Linked DNA regions of Homo sapiens: regions 2, 3, 4, 5 and 6 are each linked to region 1. A link is a contact called in ENCODE Hi-C or POLR2A ChIA-PET data. All regions are on one chromosome and are shown on one strand. Each heading gives the region's core, a stretch centred on a gene start or an enhancer-like site at or near the end of the contact. The rest is flanking DNA. Distances are from core to core; before and after follow the strand shown. Region 1 holds the start of C18orf32 (chromosome 18 open reading frame 32). Region 2 overlaps DYM (dymeclin). Region 3 overlaps DYM (dymeclin). Region 4 overlaps MYO5B (myosin VB). Region 5 overlaps ACAA2 (acetyl-CoA acyltransferase 2). Region 6 has its middle 25 kb from the start of SMAD7.

What was found. Hi-C counts contacts between places; a loop is a spot of excess contacts on that map. ChIA-PET counts read pairs that join two places held with the same protein, here RNA polymerase II (POLR2A). Pooled maps may share reads with other maps.
Region 2: a loop to region 1 is called in a map of natural killer cell, with 2.3 times the contacts of the local background. The contact joins the enhancer-like site here to the promoter of C18orf32 in region 1. A Hi-C loop is called at or near these places in 1 of 168 maps with a recorded cell type or tissue (natural killer cell) and 1 of 50 pooled maps. POLR2A ChIA-PET finds 5 or more read pairs at or near these places in 1 of 52 experiments (activated naive CD4-positive, alpha-beta T cell).
Region 3: a map with no recorded cell type shows a loop between it and region 1 (4-fold over the local background). The contact joins the enhancer-like site here to the promoter of C18orf32 in region 1. A Hi-C loop is called at or near these places in 6 of 37 single-sample maps with no recorded cell type and 3 of 50 pooled maps. POLR2A ChIA-PET finds 5 or more read pairs at or near these places in 3 of 52 experiments (H1, HEK293 and activated B cell).
Region 4: a loop to region 1 is called in a map with no recorded cell type, with 4 times the contacts of the local background. The contact joins the enhancer-like site here to the promoter of C18orf32 in region 1. A Hi-C loop is called at or near these places in 3 of 37 single-sample maps with no recorded cell type and 3 of 50 pooled maps.
Region 5: a pooled map shows a loop between it and region 1 (2.3-fold over the local background). The contact joins the enhancer-like site here to the promoter of C18orf32 in region 1. A Hi-C loop is called at or near these places in 4 of 50 pooled maps. POLR2A ChIA-PET finds 5 or more read pairs at or near these places in 2 of 52 experiments (RWPE1 and naive thymus-derived CD4-positive, alpha-beta T cell).
Region 6: a loop to region 1 is called in a pooled map, with 4 times the contacts of the local background. The contact joins the enhancer-like site here to the promoter of C18orf32 in region 1. A Hi-C loop is called at or near these places in 8 of 50 pooled maps. POLR2A ChIA-PET finds 5 or more read pairs at or near these places in 2 of 52 experiments (WTC11 and activated T-cell).

Annotation. Positions count from the first base shown.
Region 1 is chr18:49,485,931-49,488,630 of GRCh38, forward strand. It overlaps C18orf32 (chromosome 18 open reading frame 32), which reads right to left and starts at 1,304. Exons shown (of 3, transcript NM_001035005.4): 1 at 1,113-1,304. All of the region lies in intron 5 of RPL17-C18orf32 (RPL17-C18orf32 readthrough), which reads right to left. It overlaps RPL17 (ribosomal protein L17), which reads right to left. Exons shown (of 7, transcript NM_001035006.5): 7 at 2,551-2,636. The coding sequence ends at 2,589. It overlaps MIR1539 (microRNA 1539), which reads left to right and starts at 1,443; the gene lies at 1,443-1,492. RefSeq lists a silencer at 1,033-1,162 and an enhancer at 1,203-1,362.
Region 2 is chr18:49,054,440-49,057,139 of GRCh38, forward strand. The region is part of intron 17 of DYM (dymeclin); the gene reads right to left. Among named protein-coding and RNA genes, the nearest start is that of MIR4744, 6.0 kb to the left of the region's middle. Within about 2 kb of position 1,417, at least 12 of the 41 ENCODE cell types and tissues checked have a DNase peak (open chromatin) inside an H3K27ac peak, as active enhancers do.
Region 3 is chr18:49,161,063-49,163,762 of GRCh38, forward strand. DYM (dymeclin) reads right to left here. Exons shown (of 18, transcript NM_001353214.3): 15 at 2,623-2,700. Among named protein-coding and RNA genes, the nearest start is that of MIR4744, 110 kb to the left of the region's middle. RefSeq lists a silencer at 786-845. Within about 2 kb of position 1,294, at least 2 of the 41 ENCODE cell types and tissues checked have a DNase peak (open chromatin) inside an H3K27ac peak, as active enhancers do.
Region 4 is chr18:49,965,828-49,968,688 of GRCh38, forward strand. All of the region lies in intron 10 of MYO5B (myosin VB), which reads right to left. Among named protein-coding and RNA genes, the nearest start is that of SNHG22, 150 kb to the left of the region's middle. Within about 2 kb of position 1,562, at least 2 of the 41 ENCODE cell types and tissues checked have a DNase peak (open chromatin) inside an H3K27ac peak, as active enhancers do.
Region 5 is chr18:49,787,204-49,790,017 of GRCh38, forward strand. It overlaps ACAA2 (acetyl-CoA acyltransferase 2), which reads right to left. Exons shown (of 10, transcript NM_006111.3): 8 at 88-158. Among named protein-coding and RNA genes, the nearest start is that of ACAA2, 25 kb to the right of the region's middle. Within about 2 kb of position 1,513, at least 4 of the 41 ENCODE cell types and tissues checked have a DNase peak (open chromatin) inside an H3K27ac peak, as active enhancers do.
Region 6 is chr18:48,974,348-48,977,174 of GRCh38, forward strand. No RefSeq gene overlaps it. Among named protein-coding and RNA genes, the nearest start is that of SMAD7, 25 kb to the left of the region's middle. RefSeq lists silencers at 1,388-1,507, 1,608-1,907, 1,938-2,057. Within about 2 kb of position 1,289, at least 24 of the 41 ENCODE cell types and tissues checked have a DNase peak (open chromatin) inside an H3K27ac peak, as active enhancers do.

The sequences.
Region 1 (2,700 bases), core at 54-2,553:
TAGCAAGGTGTGATGGCACGCGCCTGTAGTCCCAGGTATTTGGGGAGCTGAGGAAGGAGAGAACCGCTTGCGCCCAGGAAAGCCGAAACTGCCGTGAGCTATGATGGCCCACTGGACTCCAGCCTGGGCCACAGAGGCAGACCCTGTCTCAAGATTAAAAAAAAAAAAAAATCCAAAAGTTGTAACCTGTCCAAAGTTCTCACAGAGGTAACTGGTAACTAGAGCTTCTAAGACCATTATTTCCAGTTCTGGTTTTCCTCAATGCTCTTGCCTTTTCCTCTTCCAAAAACACAATGGTCATGTTTTTACCAAACTTTTACCAAACTTTCCAAACCAACGAAACCCCTTCAAAACAACTGACAATGCTACCAGTACTAGTTTAGTGACTGACAGGCCCTCCATCATAAAGATTCATTTTTACTTCTGCAATTGTGTTTTAAGTAAGTTCGCACACAGTACGATGTACATAAACTCTCGAGGACAAATACTACTAATCACTTACGCCACAATTACGGCTTTTAAGAGACTTTTTAGCTCTCTTCGGAATGAAGCCTATTTGTATCTTATCTTTTAATCTTCATAATAATACTTCGGTAAGATATTTTACTTCACACATATGGAAACTGGGTCAGAAAAGTCTAGAAGGTGGCTACGAGATATTATTATTTTAATTATTCGCTCCAAGCCAACAAAGCGAGCAAAACGGATTAAAGCTGTTGCAGAGGAATCTTCTTTCACTCAACTTAAGTCCAGACAACAGAGTAGACAGTTAAAGTCTGAGGCTCCATCCGAAATAGGGAAGGCATAACAGGGAAAGTCACCTTCCTCCAAGTCATCCAGTTGAGCATGTCATCTTAGTGGAGACAGAGGGAGCGGGGACAGGTTGAGTCAATGACAATGATTGAAAAGAGACGAGAACAGAGGCCTAACGGTGAAGGTCATAGAAAGGATGTGAAACCGATACTTGGCCACGGAAAAGAACAAAATCAATATAAAGTATCGGAGAGGCAAATGCAAGCTCCGAGGGCGCCGGTGGTGGACAAAGAATACAGACAGAGGGGAGGGGAGGGCGGGGCGGAGGGCGGAGGAGCGCGCTCGCGGAAGGAAGGTACCCTGAGAGCGAAGGCAGGCACCGCGGAGGCCGGCGGGCCGCGACCGCCGAGGAGGGAGGAGGCAGGAGGCCGCGCACCGCCTAGGACTCTGCGAGCGCGGCCCGGGCTGGGCCTGCGGAGCAGCTACAAAGCCCAACCCAGGCCGCTAGCCCGGGCACACTCACCCGCGACCGCGGAAACGCAGCTGACAATGTCCGCACTTCCGGAGGGAGGGACGATCCGCAGCCGAGCCAATGGGCGCCTTCAACGGGGACGACAAAGGCGCGCTTGCGTCAACCCGGGGTCGCACAGCACGCAGCAGTGTTGCCCAAGGGGCGCGGCGAGGCTTCCGGCTCTGCGGCCTGCAGGTAGCGCGAAAGTCCTGCGCGTCCCAGATGCCCAACTAAAAGCTTCGCTGCGGGAAGAAAGCCTGACCTGACTACACCCAGACCCAGAACGCAGGATCTCGGTAAAGGATGATGCCTGTGCAAACGGCGCGGCACCCACACGGAAGGTGGCAGCTAGGCCGTTGAGGCAACTGTGGATAAGCTATTAGTTTTGCTGGTTTCTTAAATTCAAGGGCAGAGCAAACTAACATTAAGGCCAACTTTACAAACGTCAGTTGCTTAAAAGAAGCAGTTACATCACTTTATAAACGAAAAGTACTGACGCTCGCTAGGATGTCAGTACGTGTTGGCGAAGTTGTGTGAAAACTGGGACCCTCATAAACCGTTGGTGGAAATGTAGCGTGCAGCCTTTTTGGAAATATTTGGAAGTTCCTCAGATGTTTACTCAGGTAACCTTATGATCTAGCAATTCCACTCTAGTATATACTCAATAAATGAAAACACAAAAATCTGCACACAAACGTTCACAGTACCATCGTTCCTAATAGCAAAAACAAAACCCCTTTATCAATTGACGAAATGATACAGGTTGAGCATCAACCTAAAAAGCTTCAAAACCTGAGCCTGAGTGCTGTTATCATACTCAAAGGCAATGCTCAATGGAGCCATTTCCAACTGGGGATGATCAACTGGTATATTCACATACTGGATTGTTCTGCAAAGAAAACCACTGCAAATTCCTTTTGGGATAATGAAACTTTTTTTGAGACAGGGTCTTGTTCTGTCTTGCCCACGCTGGGGTGCAGTAGTGCTCACTGCAGCCTCCCACCTCAGCCCCCCAATTAGCTGGGACTACATGCAAGTGACACCACACTTACTTTTTTTTAACAGACAGGGTTCTGACATGTTGCCCTGGCTGGGCTTAAGCAGTCAGCCTCCACCTCCCAAAGTGCTGGGACTACAGAAATGAGCCACTGTGCCCAGCCATGAAAATGGTTTTTAATGGTGCAGGGTAAACAATCTTGTGTTTCTAGTTCTAATCCTAAAAAATCCTCATTTGATCCATCTTGTAAGGACACTTGAAATATGTTCACTAATAAAGACAACCAACATTCTTTTCCTTTTAATTACATTTATTTTAATGCTGAATTTACTCCCGTGCCATAAGTTTTTGTTTCTTCAGTTTCTTCTGGGATATCTGGGGAAAGAAAAATGTGTTAAGTTTCTTAGAGAAAACCACAGTACATCTTGGAGGACTTCAG
Region 2 (2,700 bases), core at 167-2,666, 430 kb before region 1:
ACCATGTTGGCCAGGCTGGTCTTGAACTCCTGACCTCAGGTGATCTGCCCGCCTTGGCCTCCCAAAGTGCAGGAATTACAGGCGTGAGCCACTGTGCTGGGCCAGAACTAAATTTAAAATATAGGAAATTATAAAGGACCACTTATTAGAAGTTACAAGTTAAGAAACACAAAGTTAAAATTAAGAAGCCCATCATGAGAGTGGCTCAAAAGACAGTTGCAACACATGGCATATCTAGGAACACCATGGCTGGCGACACAGAGGGACTTGGGCAGGGGGTCTCTGGGCACTAAGTTACCACCCAAGAGGGGCACTTACAAGGTTGGCAGACACGGATCCTGAGCTCAGGAAATGGTTTCACCACTGTGGAGTGTCCACAAGTGACACTAACAGTTTTTGTAAGTAAGGGCGAAAAGACTCTTCGGGAAAACATGGAGGATATAAAGTGGAGCCCCATGCTCGGGACAAGCTCTCCACAAACCATCGTATCATTGGCTAGAACTGGAAGCCCCCTTGAGTCTGAATCTTGAGCAAATGTCCCTGGTAGGACCTCTGTCACAGACCCAGGCTAAGGGGATTCACAGAAAGGAGAGAAACTTAATCTTCGGTTTTCAATTTCTCTCTCTTTTCTGGGGGCTGGTGGGAAGGTACAGACTCTCCTGCTGCCTTGGTGTGTGGGCAGGGTTGTGACTTGTGGAGACAGGGCTGGGGTGGGGGTTGCTGGAACTGCATGTGGAGGGACCCTCTGGAGCAGACAGAGGCTGACAGCACCCTTCTGGGGCCGATCTGCAGTGAGGTGTGGCTAGAGGTAAGTTTGGAGAGGTGGGTGGAGGCACGGAGGCAGCCTTGAGGGAAGCCTGTTCACCTGGGAAGCCTAGAGTCGAGGGGACAGATGGAGGACAGAGACTCGTGATCTAAAAGCCATCAGCTGCGGGGCACCAGGTGAAGTTGCCTACGCGTCAACTCCTCAGGAAGGCTGACTGCATTACTGAGTCAAACTGCCTGATGCAAATCAATTCCTACTTAGGAGGCTGGGAGAAGGAGAATATTTTGATTCCAAGGTAGGAGATGGGGGCAAAAGTGGAGAATTCTGCTGTCTGTCTTCAAAGATGATGATACTAATGAGAGACAGAATCTGAATACGAGGTGCCAAGAGTCCTTCCTAACCCACAGCAGTGATGCTGTCTTTGAGGTTCTCAACAGATTGGGTGGGATCCTGCCCATTAGTAGCCCCAGGCCAAGCTGCAGAGCTTCCCAAAATGCCGAGGGCCAAATGGGCAGAATGCTAAACGAAAGCACAGCAGCATGCTGTGGGTGAGTAACCTGAATTCCCTTTCTTGGACAAAGGTCTCCCCGCCTTCGTGAGAATGGGAAGGCAAAGACTACGATGAGCTGAAGCCTGGAAAGGCTGGGTGAAGAAATGTTTCCCTCCAGCGTTCCAGGAAATATCCTGGGAGGGCTCACACCAAAAGATGAACAAGCAACCAGCGGCTGACTCTAATGGAACAACGGCTTCCCGCTGCTGGCCAGTGAGGATGGAGGTGGTGACACTGCCACGGCAGCTGAGGCGACTCAGCCCAGCAGCCACGTGAGCCTGGCTAGGGGAAGTGAGTAATGAGGGGGCTGGGGGAGGTGCAGGCTGAAGGAAACTTTGGGGTTTCTCAAGTCGTTCCTGTCTCTTCAGCTGTCACCCTCTGCTCCCACTTTCCTGAAATGGAGGCAGGACTCTTCAGACAACTCAGAGACTCAAGAGCCACCAAATGGGCTCAGGCCCTGCTTTCTGCTAGCATTGCCACAGAGCCCCTAAAAGCCACTGAAGACAGGCCATTTTCATTGACACTGTCAGAGTAGAAAAGAAAGAGAATACTTGAAACTCTGTTTTCCAAAACCAAAGTAGAGAAAGCTAATAAGCAAGGGACAGGTGATGTGATCAGAAATCAAACAGGATTTGGCTCTCAGGCTACATGCCACTGAGGAGAGGAGAATCTTCACAGAGGGCTAATGAGTGTAAAAATATTCGTATTTGTAAGCTGAAACAAAGATTGAATCTCCATTAATAAAAGCCTATTCTTTTTCATTCATGATTCCTGCTTTATTTATTTTATTATTATTTTTAAAGACAGAGTCTCACTCTGTTGGCCAGGCTGGAGTGCATTGGTGTGATCTCGGCTCACTGTAGCCTCAACCTCCCAGGCTCAAGCGATCCTCCCACTTTAGACTCCCTAGTAGCAGGGACTACAGGCGCATGCCACCACAACTGGGTAATTTTTTTTTTTTTTTTGTATTTTTAGTAGAGACGGGGTTTCACCATGTTAGCCAGGATGGTCTCGATCTCCTGACCTCATGATCCGCCCACCTTGGCCTCCCAAAGTGCTGCGATTACAGGCGTGAGCCACCGCGCCCGGCCACACCTGGGTCATTTTTGTATTTTTTGTAAAGACATGTTTTTGCCACATTGTCCAGGCTGGTCTTGAATTCTGGGGCTCAAGAGATCTGTTGCCCATCTCAGCCTCCCAAAGTGCTGGGACTACAGGTATGAGCCATGGCCTGGGCCAATTCCTGCTTTTACCCTTTCCTGTACAAAAAGGCATAGGTCGTAAGTTTCATATCTCAGTGTGTTAGCAATGTAAAACCTGGCTCACCATATCCAAAATAGGGTCTTGATCTGGCCTTGGGCAGGCTAGAAATTTAACTGCACTG
Region 3 (2,700 bases), core at 44-2,543, 320 kb before region 1:
AAGTCTCATACACATAAATGTTAAGAAAAAAAAAAAAAAGGATTGTCAATGACAGATTCCAAATGGAATTTTCCCACTATTTCTAGAAGCAGATGCTTTAAGAAATTCATTTTTACTTAGTGAAAATTTTATACAAGAAGAAAATATTCAATCAGTGACTCTAAAATCTGTAAACTTCAGTAGCAGAATTCACAGGACTGTTACAAATTCAAATTGTCCTATCATGGCATAATTACCTCCATGGTTGGCAAATACCAGTAAATATGACCTATTTCCTCAAATATTAATTTTATAGATCTCTGATTAAAGAAGAATGCTACTAAGGCAACATCAGAACTTCAGAACTATACATATTCAACACATTTTTGTGGAGTAAATGGCACAGGAATACTACATAAATCAAATAATAATTGCTTATAAATAACAAAACATTTGCAGATGACCCAAATTCAAGTTTTTGGTAAACCCAACTCCCCATTGCCACCCTGGCCCCGATAGGGTTTCTAAACAGTTACTAGATATATTTTTCTTATCACAGGTATGGCAAGTGTAGAATTAAGCGAGCTGTTATGCTAATTAAAAAATTAGAACATTCAACTTAACAGGAAAATCTTAAAAGATACATTTTGGAATTATAAACTTAATACCTTAAGGGGATGACAGATTGTGACATCACATACCCACACACACACGAGAAAAAACTAGCACCAGTCAGGCTGTGGCTGCACACAGCTATCTTTGTTTATCATTGACTGATATCTGGACTGGGTACTGTTCCCACAGTCTCATATCAGGACAACCATTTAGAAATGAAACAAACCACAGGAAAGAAGCAAGGCAACTCTACAGCTGTCTGGTATGCATCATCACTGCAAACTCAGAACTAAAGAGTTCTCTAATAAAGTTTCTAAATACCAATCCACTATGTTGTTGTCTGGAGATTTAGAGCTGTCCTTATTAGAACTTGATGAACTTCTCCTGTGGTTAATGGCAAGATAATTTTTAGCATCTTCATCAAAGCCATATTCCAAAATATAAGAAATGTCACAGGTAGTCACACTACTTTAAGAAAATTTATAACACATTCTCTTTCCTATTATTATATTATGCTCACCCCTGTGCTGTTTCTATTCTATTCCATCAGCATCCTCTAAGGTCAGGTGATGTCTTAGTGCATTTTCTGTCGGTTAGAACAGAATACCTGAAACTAGGTAATTTATAAAGAAAAAGGAATTTATACAGTTATGGAGGCTGGGAAGGCCATGGTCAAGGAGATGCAGCTGGTGAGAACCTTCTTGCTAGTGGTGACTCTCTGTGGCATCCCAAGATGATGCAGGGTATCACACAGTGCATGCTAACATGCTAGCTCAAGTCTCTCTTCCTCTTCTTATAAAGCTACTAGTTCCCCTCCTATGCTAACCTATTAATCCATTAACTCACTAATCTATTGATCCATGAATTCATTAATCCATTTATAAGGGATCCAATCACCTATTCAAGGTCCCACTTCTCAATACTGCCACACTGGGGATTAAGTTTCAACATGAGTTTTGGATGGCACATTCAACCGTAGCAGTTGGTAATAAACTCTTCGTCATTAAGGTGGATGGAACAAAGGCCACATGTTACTGCTGCTCTCTTCTGACCATGTCTGGTAAGACTGGAGTCACACCCTGATGAGAGCAGAGCCAATTAGATTCTCTTTCTCAGGAATTGAGAATGAGGACTTTAAGACTTTAAGACAGCTAAAGGCACTGCACTCACAAGGTTGGAGGGAAGAAGAGGAAGGGCTGGGGTTGCTATTTTAGGTCCAAGTAAGCAAACAGATAAACCTGGATGGTAGAAAGCAGCAGCAGAATAAAGCAGAAGCAAAAGGAAGCAGAGACCAGAAACGAAATGACCCCCAAAACAGGACCCAATGGCTTTTCAATTTTAGGTTCCAGATCTCTGGGAAATCCAGGTGTACTTGCTCCCCTTAAGTTCAATAAGGAATCTTTGCATACTTCCTATAAAATCATCCCTGCTTTTGTTTTTGTGTTATTAGCTTGAGTGGGTTTCTCAACTCAGATATAAAGATTCTTAATTATGTACAAATTATTGGTTTAAGGTTGATTTTCTTCAACCACTTGTTAACAATCATTTACAACTTGTTCCCTTGATTTGAGACATCATTCTTCTATTTGCATATTAGAGGTTTCTTGGGCAGCAAAGATTTTCAGCACAGTAAAATCTTGAGAAGAGAGGGGTAATGCTATTATAAATTTTACAATGAAATAATTTATTTATTTATTATTTTTTTGAGATGCAGAGTCTTACTGTGTCACCCAGGCTACAGTGCAGGGGCATGATCTCAGCTCACTGCAACCTCTGCCTCCCGGATTCAAGTGATTCTCCTGCCTCGGCCTCCCAAATAGCTGGGACTACAGGTGTGCACCACCACACCCGGCTAATTTTTGCATTTTTAGTAGAGATGGGGTTTCACCATGTTGGCCAGGCTGGTCTTGAACTCCCGACCAAGTGATCCATCTGCCTCGGCCTCCCAAAGTGCTGGGATTACAGGCAGGAGTTACTGTGCCTGGCTGAAAGGAAAATTTTTTATTGATGAATAAGGTAACTACTTACATAATCTGGTAGAGGAACATCATTAGAACTCAGCGAACCTCTCAAGGACTGTGTGGCTTGTTCCAGAACTTTGTTGTG
Region 4 (2,861 bases), core at 312-2,811, 480 kb after region 1:
TGTCCTAGAAGGAGGTATTTGAGCTCATAGTGAATGGGAAAGGGCCAGTAATACCAACGAGGTAATAGCGATGGACACAGGCTCCATTCAGCCCACTCCATGTCTCTACCCTTTCCATTCTTCAGTACAACTAAATTTTCTCAGTGTCATACATACAAAGTGTCATGCAAGCCCTTCCAAATAGAGCATAGTCCCTCAGTACCACCCCAGAGAGAAATGTTGCAGCTGGCCCTGATGGGGGCTGAGGATGGTGGTGGTGGAGAGATAGCACCTGTGCAGAGGGAACACCACAGATAGAGGCATCAGATACCCAAAGGGGCCGGGCCGGTGCCCAGAATACATCAGGCTTCTCCCACCCTGGTGCTCACCTCCCCCATCAGGAGGAGTAGGAAATCATTTAGAGATTAAATGAGTCAACTGCTTGGAGACAAACCACATTAAAGCACAGCCTTTGGCCATGCCCACGTGTGAGAAATAATTCTAGGTTGAAAAAACAAGATCAAAGATGTAAAGTGTATGCTGGGATGAAGGAGGCCACCCCTGTGCACTCCAGACCAAGCAGGAGAAGCACTGTGTCTGCCAGTCACTGCCTTGAATTGGGGCCCTTCCAGCCCAGATGATAGTCTTAAAGACTGAGCTATGTCCCTTAGAACCTTACTGCCTTCCCCGATCCTCCACCCTGAGAGAAGCTGCTGATGGCAGCCAAGCCCCAGAGGAAATTGAATTAATAAAACCTAGGTGGGAGATAAAAGAGCCACCCCAGCAATTGGCCAGATAATAGCAATTGGGTGTGCTGGCAGAGCTGTGCTAAGCTCCACAGAGGATTTAAATATCTCAGACTTGTCATTTTCTAAAGGTTTACACTGGTAGCACTCCACAAAGAACATTCTCATTAATTTGAGATGGACTGAAATTAGCTTGTAATTTTCCTATTTCTAAGATATTATCTGGTAACAATTCCTGTGCCATCTAGCATAATTACTTAAATGCCGGAGGCCCAGAAATGAATGAGGGGCTCGGGCAGCTTGGGGAAACATCTAAAATGACAGACCTCAGAAAGCCACAGTTGGGGAGATTGGGTAACTTTTCCTTTACAATGGAATTATATTTATAGTAATTCCTCCCATCAACAGAGAAGACTTTTTAAAATAAACACAATGAATCAATTTATAGTTCACAACATTAAAGTGTCACAAAGAAATTTATATGCTAAAGAGAACTGAATTTCTCTTGTAAAATCAGTGTTGAAAATATTTAAACCAGAATCCTTGGGCCGGAGGAAGGTCAAAACATAGAGTAAGAATCGATGCTGAAATGTGGCATCTGGTCTCTCGATGGCACAATGATCACACTGTTTCCATTTCTATTTTCATAGTCGAAAAGTATACAATTTCCTTCTCATTCTACCTTAACTTCAGAGTGTAGTAAGGGACACAGATGCCTCTACAAATAAGGTAGTGTCCGTTGGAAAGTGAAACTGCAATAAAAAGTCAATTAGTCACTAAGTTAATGATCAACCTCCTTGAATCTCTCACTCCATGACCTGGAGAGAGAACAGAGAGGCAGTGAGATGCTTTGAAGATTGGGAAACTCTACGTTCCCCTGGCACAGGTCAAAGGAACTAAAATCTCCTAGCTCAGCCTGGTCTTTCCAATTTATAAAGCTCACTCTCCAGCATTCTGCCTTTGGTAGACTGAAAAGATGGACTACAGATTAGATACAGACGATAGCTTCCAGGGAATGATTATTAGAAGTCACACAGAAAATATAACATGGAGAAATTCTCCCTGGAGAAGCCTTTAAAAGCAGGGCCATCATGCATTGAGGTCAGAGAAATGATCCAGACATCCTTTCAAGGTCCCTTTCCATCTTGAAGCCTATAAAATCTCACAAGGCCACCCTGGGTCTGTCAGAGAGGCCAACCCTTCTGATCTCTTTACTGAACAACCTCGGGATGCTGGCTGTACCTTGGAATGGTGGGGCCTGCATTCCGCTCAGGTGCTTCTCTGTGCCTAGATGCCCCCACCCAGGACTAGTTTTTTTAGACAGAACACAATCCCAGGCACTGTTCACACCCCAAGGCGAAGGTCAGTTATTCTTCTTGAGGACCTAAATCCACTCAGTTTGCCAAATGCTCCAATTCCCAGCTCGTCTTCAGGCCTGAAACTCCAATGCAGGACAGGAAAACATCCACTGTATGGCGATCCTCTCCCAACCTAACAGCCAACTGTCCCAAACTATGAAGGCTGTAAAGATGAGCAAGTCACAGTCCCTGCCCAGAAGAGCTACTGGGCAGATGACAGGAAACTAGTACATGAGAGCCTCCCCAAGGAATAGAAATTGTATGTGTTGTAGGCTTTTAAAAGACAATGAGGCCATAGTGTTCCCAAACCAAACTGAGGGTCGGGCTGCTTATTCTCGTGGCCCAATAACAAGATGCAGATGAGCTGGGGAGGAAAAGAGTTTTTACTTTCTGCAACCAGTTACAGGGAGAAGGCCTGGAAATTATCGCCAGCCCAACTCAAAATTACAAAGTTTTTCAGAGCTTATATACCTTCTAAGCTGTATGTCTACATGTAAGTGTGCATTCATCCAAAGACATAAGTGATTAACTTCTAATCTATAACTAAGATCTGAGTCTTGAAGACTTTCCTCTGGAGCCTCAGTAAATTTACTTAATCTAAATGGGTCCGGGTGCTGGGGTGATTACCCTTATCTTGTCTCCTGCTAAATCACGGAGGTTTGGGGAGTTCCTTCAGGCCCCCCAATAAACTTGTTTCTAGAGGCCTGGGGAGTTTCTTCAGACCCACAATAAAACTTGTTTAATCTTAAACGGGTCCTGTTAAGAATTCATTCCTTAT
Region 5 (2,814 bases), core at 263-2,762, 300 kb after region 1:
ATGAGACCAAATTAAAGTCATTTATGCTATAAAAGTACATGGTTTATTCATGTTGTTAAAAAAAAAAAAAAAAAAAAAAACACTTACCTCTACCAAATCCATGTCCTTAAGACTCAGTCCTGCTTTCTTCAGTGCCCCACTGATAGCAGGGACAGGACCTATATAATAATAAAAATCTTCTATAAAAATATAGAAATAAATGTCATCTTATATTTACGTATCAAGCTTCTCCTTCTTTCCAAGTAAGGAAGAAATAATGCGGCAGTTATTAGTAGCCACAAATCTTACTACCTTGACCGTACCTATTAAATGAAGTGACCATAAAGAGGCAGAAAAAGGGCCCAGGCATGGTGGCTCATGCCTGTAATCTCAGTACTTTGGGAGGCTGAAGTGGGAGGATCACTTTAGCCTCCTGGGCAACACAGCAAGACCCCATCTCTAAAAAAGAAAAAAAATAATAATAAAAATAAAATGGAACCAAGGTGAAAAGTTGTTTATACATTCAAACTGCAGATAAGAGAATTACATGAAAAGTTCTACCATAAACGGCTTTAAGATTGAAAACAGCCAAAGGAGTCCATATATGGGATTTTAGTTATGTTAATAGATTATAATTGATATCAAAGAGCAAGGCAGACTGAGTGCTCTACTTGGGATCCAAGCCATATGCATTCACAGCACAGAAGTTACTGTGGCTACACTCTGAATTTTCAGGCCCATTTGGATAAAAGACAAGAAATAGCAGTATCTCCACATGGGCACAGAGAGATGGGAAACTACGAGGCACTTCAGGGAAGGTTTTATGAAGTAAGGTGATGTTTACAACTCCAAGGGTAGGCAGGAAATTTAAATAAAACATAACTCCTAATTTAAGAAATGCAACTCCATCTAATAAGACTTCTGAAATAAACTTTAGCTCCCAGATTTCTGATGATGTAATGAGAGTTTAATATTGCTCATAATTTAAATCCATATTTTTTCTCAAAAGGTAAAAAATTTGGGTAGAGAAGATTATCTACTTCTCGACTTGTTCTTAAAGAATGAAACTGCCAAAAATGTCTACAAAGAAAAATATGTAGTATGTTCTGCTGAATTCAAGTAGTCAAATATTCTGCATCAAGTTTCACAAGCATTTTACCTTATAAAATGGAAAATCAGTCTTTACAAGAAAGGCATAATGAAACCTAAATATAATATTTATTTTGTCACGTAGTTAAAATACTCTTTGGACAACAAACCACGTGCTTATTGATTAGGACTATCCAGTTAATGCACTTCAATTTAAAATGCCAGTTTCATGTGGCTACTGATTTACTACAGCTACTGATTTACTACAGGATCTGATTCCAGATTCTCTTTGTATGTCTAAAGCATGAAATCATGAAAATGAGATGGGTAGTCAGTAGTAAAGCATCAGTTATCCAGCCTGGTGAGGGGATGAAGTAGCCAACAGTGGTGACAGACACATAAAAGGTGGACAATGTTCAGACCACTGTACACACTTCCTTGTCTGCATAAACAACACAGCAAGCATGACTCGTACTTTCACTTTAACTCAGAATCCACCGTAACAATATGCTAGGCCATAACTCGATTTTTAAAGGACTCTTCCCAGACCACTGTTATTTACTGGGACTTCAGGAAGGTTTAGTATTCTTGTTAGGAAAAGGAGACCTTATTTCTAGTCCTGGTTCCTGTCACTAATAGCTGTGCGACTTTGTGCATCTCTCTGGGCAACAAGCTACTCATCAATAGCACTCTGAATGGGTTTTCCACCTTTTTCTCTTTAAGCATCAGAATTCTTTTTGCATATGATGCCAAGTAATAGATAATGCCAGACTGCTCCAGCTGAAGAGGCTCAAAGTTCCACCCACCAACCTCTACCATTGCCACCCCTGAGGAGTTCCAGGGAGTGCTGTCTTTCTATAGCTGTGTATTTCCTCAGAACCAGTACTATTCTTTTCAAGTCATGGCTTTCCCCGTTTTTTTTTGGTCTGCAGCTATTCTGCAGGGCTAAGGATTGCTAGTCATTAGGTAATCATGGAACTGAGAACCACTATTCTTGTAAGTTAGATTAACAAACCAGTTCCCACTAGATACTTAATAACTTATTCTCCCCACTTATTCATCTGGGATGCTTCAACGAGTTACTTTGTTTAATCCCATCACTATATACAAGTGACAGCCAAACTTCTAGATGAAGGGGGCAGCTGATACTGTGGGACATCTGGAATGTACAGCTCTGTTCAAGCCCCGAGGAAAAATGACAATCCTACCACAGGAGCATTCTTTGTACTTTAGGGCAAATATTCAGGCCCAGGAACAGAAGGAAGGAAAACAACGCTTTCTTGGTTCACTGGCTATGCTAATCTACCAGAACCTATTAAATAAAGTTAAACTGAAAAAGGAGTATAAAATAGCCAACCCATGTCACATACATTTGTTTGATCATCAAAAGCATCTAGGTGTATGCAGGAAAAAAACCAACTCTGCTCTTGGGCTGGGCATGGTGGCTCACGCCTGTAATCCTAGCACTTTGGGAGGCTGAGGTGGGCGGATCACCTGAGGTCAGTAGTTTGAGATCAGCCTGGCCAACGTGGAAAAACCCTGTCTCTGCTAAAAATACAAAAATTAGCCAGGCGTGGGGGCGGGCACCTGTAATCCCAGCTACTGGGAAGAATGAGGTTGCAGTGAGCTGAGATCACGCCACTGCACTCCAGCCTGGGTGACAAAGCGAGACTCTGTGTCAAAAACAAAAAACAAAACCAACTCTGCTCTTGGGCTCCACTCTGGACTTACTGAAACAAAATCTAA
Region 6 (2,827 bases), core at 39-2,538, 510 kb before region 1:
TGTTCCACTCACCCCCCTACCCACCCTGGCAGAGCAGAGGGGAGGGAGGAAGGAAGCAGGCAGGTTAGCAGAGCGCAGGACCAGGCAGTAAAGTCTCCTAGCTGCGCTACCTCGCTACCTCGGGGTGTCCACATTACTCAGCCCCTCGGAGCCATGGGGGTGGGGAGGGCAGGGCCTCCTGGGACAGGACCATAAACCGTTTATGAATCCCTAAATGTCACACATCAAGTCGACATCACCTGTTCACCTTCATTCTTCTCTCCCTTTGTGAAAAGTCTCTCTTCGCATTCCCTCCGGGCCTCTCCCCTCCTGACCCTTTGGAGTAGGAGCCTTCAAAGCCCTGAAGGTTCCCGAGTGATGTGGGAAGTAAAGTTCTCAATGGAGGTCTCCTCCTAGTGAAAGGGCACTCTGTACTTAATGGAACTGGCCAGACCGTGAAGGTTACCTTGACCTTGTCTGCATGATAAATACAACTGGAGCGGGGCGGAAGGCACACCATTCAGAAAAGCAAACTGCTTGCATCTTCTTTATTTTTAATCTCACTCCATTTTGCTTCTCTGCAGGATCAAAGCAAGTTAAGGAGAGACAGCCTCTGTCTTTCAATCCTAGGGGCAGCTCGTGCAGTCGCCCCGCCGCGGCCACTCTCCTAACACGGGCAGAGGGGGCAGCGACGTGCCCCGGTCGCTCAGCCAGCTGGTGGCAGGGCTGTGACGGCAACCCAGGCCCCCAGACGCCTCTCCGCGTCTAGGCGCTTCCCATAATGGAAGGCTTCGCTCCATTAAAAGTTATTTTAGGGAATCCACAAGCCCACCGCCATCCCCCCCAAAGTGGAAATTTTATGTAAACGAGTCAAAATAAAGCAACAGTTTCTTAATAAGTATGTTTGGAGTTACACTCTGGACTAAGACGAGCCGAATCGGGCGAGGGGATGCGGACTTAAAGGTTCCAGTGTTCTTCTCCATACGGCAAGACTATTTTTAAAAATTTAAGGACGTCTTCCAGTCCACAGTCCACACCGCCTACACCCCCGCAGGTCAGACAGGCGCGAGTTCAGCCCGGTGACCCCGCCATCCTCGCGGCCCCCACCCTGGGGCCAGGGAAGAGGGCGTGGCCGACCCCAGCCCCCTCACCGAAACCGGGCCTGTCCCCTCCCCCATCGCGGTCCCGCACGGCGGCGGAGGGGCCGAGGGGTGGCGGCACCGGGATCCCGCCGCCACCCCGGCGCGCACGGAGGCAGGGTTGGGGGAAACACGATTCCTGGGGAGATTGGAGGAGGCGATGCCGCCGAGGCTGCGGGGGAGTTCTCCCGGAGAACTCGGGGGCCGGGTGGGAATGCGACCTCCAGGGCAGCTATCGCTGCTCCCCCGTAACTGCCGCAGGGACCCTCCCGGGGTGGGGGTGGGGACGCGGGGCTTCCGTCCCTTCCGGGCCGCGGAGGTGCAGGCCCGAGGGGCCCGTGCAGTCAGACGTGCAGTGTGCGCGGCCCGTGACTCAGCCGGGTGGCGACGCGAGGCCGGGGAGGCAGGGGGAAGGGGCGGGCGGGCCGGGCGCGCAACCGGGACCCCGCGGCCTCGGGAGAAGCGAGGTGCGCGCGCCCAGGAGTGGGGGGCGGGGCGGCGGGCGCGCGCGCAGCGGAGGCGCCGGGCGGCGGCGAGGGCCGGGCCGTATGCCGTCTTCCCGGCGCCGCGCTCCCAGAGCTCGCGCCGCCTCCCGGGGCGCCGCGCGGGTGGCGCAGGTAGAGGCCGGGCGGGGGTGGCAGCCACCCCGGGGCTCAGGTTCCAGCCGCCAGGCTTGGCCCTCAGCGGGCGCTGTCAGAGGGCGGGCCCGCGGGAGCGGGGCGGCGGCGGCGGCGGCAGAGGAGCGCAGGGCGGGCGGAGACCGTCGGGGTCACCTCTCCAGCCCCCCGCGGTGGCCGAGCCACCCGCAGTTGCGCTCGAGGCGCCGAGGCGGGGTGGCCGAGCGAGACCCGGGCCGGGCGCGGCTCGGGCCGCACAGCCGCGGCGGCGGCTGCAGACCTGTAAACCTTAATGACAGCAATCTTGCCCGTCTGCGCCTCTGACTCACGTGGTGACCCAGCCTCCAGTCACCCGGCGGCCGCCCTCCGGCCTCAGTTTCCCCCGCCGCCGAACAATGAAGCCACTGTGTCGCCGTTCATTTCTGAGCGCCGTTTCACACGCGGAGCGCCGCCGCCTCCCTGGGGAAGGGACCGAGGCGTCCGGCTTTTAATTATCCCCGGTGGGCGGGCGTGGGGAGGCCGCGCTCTGCTGGATAATTGAACCCTGGGACTATTCCCTCGTCAGCCCAAGCTCTTTATCTTAAGCCGTCCTTTCCTCTTCATCGTATTTAAATTTTACCCCTTCCTCTCCACGCTGGTGGGACTGCTTGAAAAACAATGAAATGGGCCGGTTAGGTGGCTCACGCCTGTAATCGCAGCACTTTGGGAGGCCCAGGCTGGGGGATCACCTGAGGTTAGGAGTTCAAGACCAGCCTGGCAAACATGGTGAAACCCTGTCTCTATTAAAAATACAAAAAAAAAAGGGGGGGGGGGAAAGAAATTGGCCGTGCATGTGGCGCATGCCTGTAATCCCAGCTACTTGAGAGGCTGAGGCACGAGAATCAGTAGAACCCGGGAGAAGGAGGTTGTAGTGAGCCGAGATGGCGCCATTGCACTCCAGCCTGGGCGACAAAGCGAGACTCCGTCTCAAAAAAAAAAAAGAAAAGAAAAGAAAAGAAAAGCAATGAAATGACTCCCCGCCTAGTTTAGGCAATTTGTGTTTTCCCGAATATCAAGGGTTCAGTCAATTTGCTCGCAACGAACTTGAGCCCT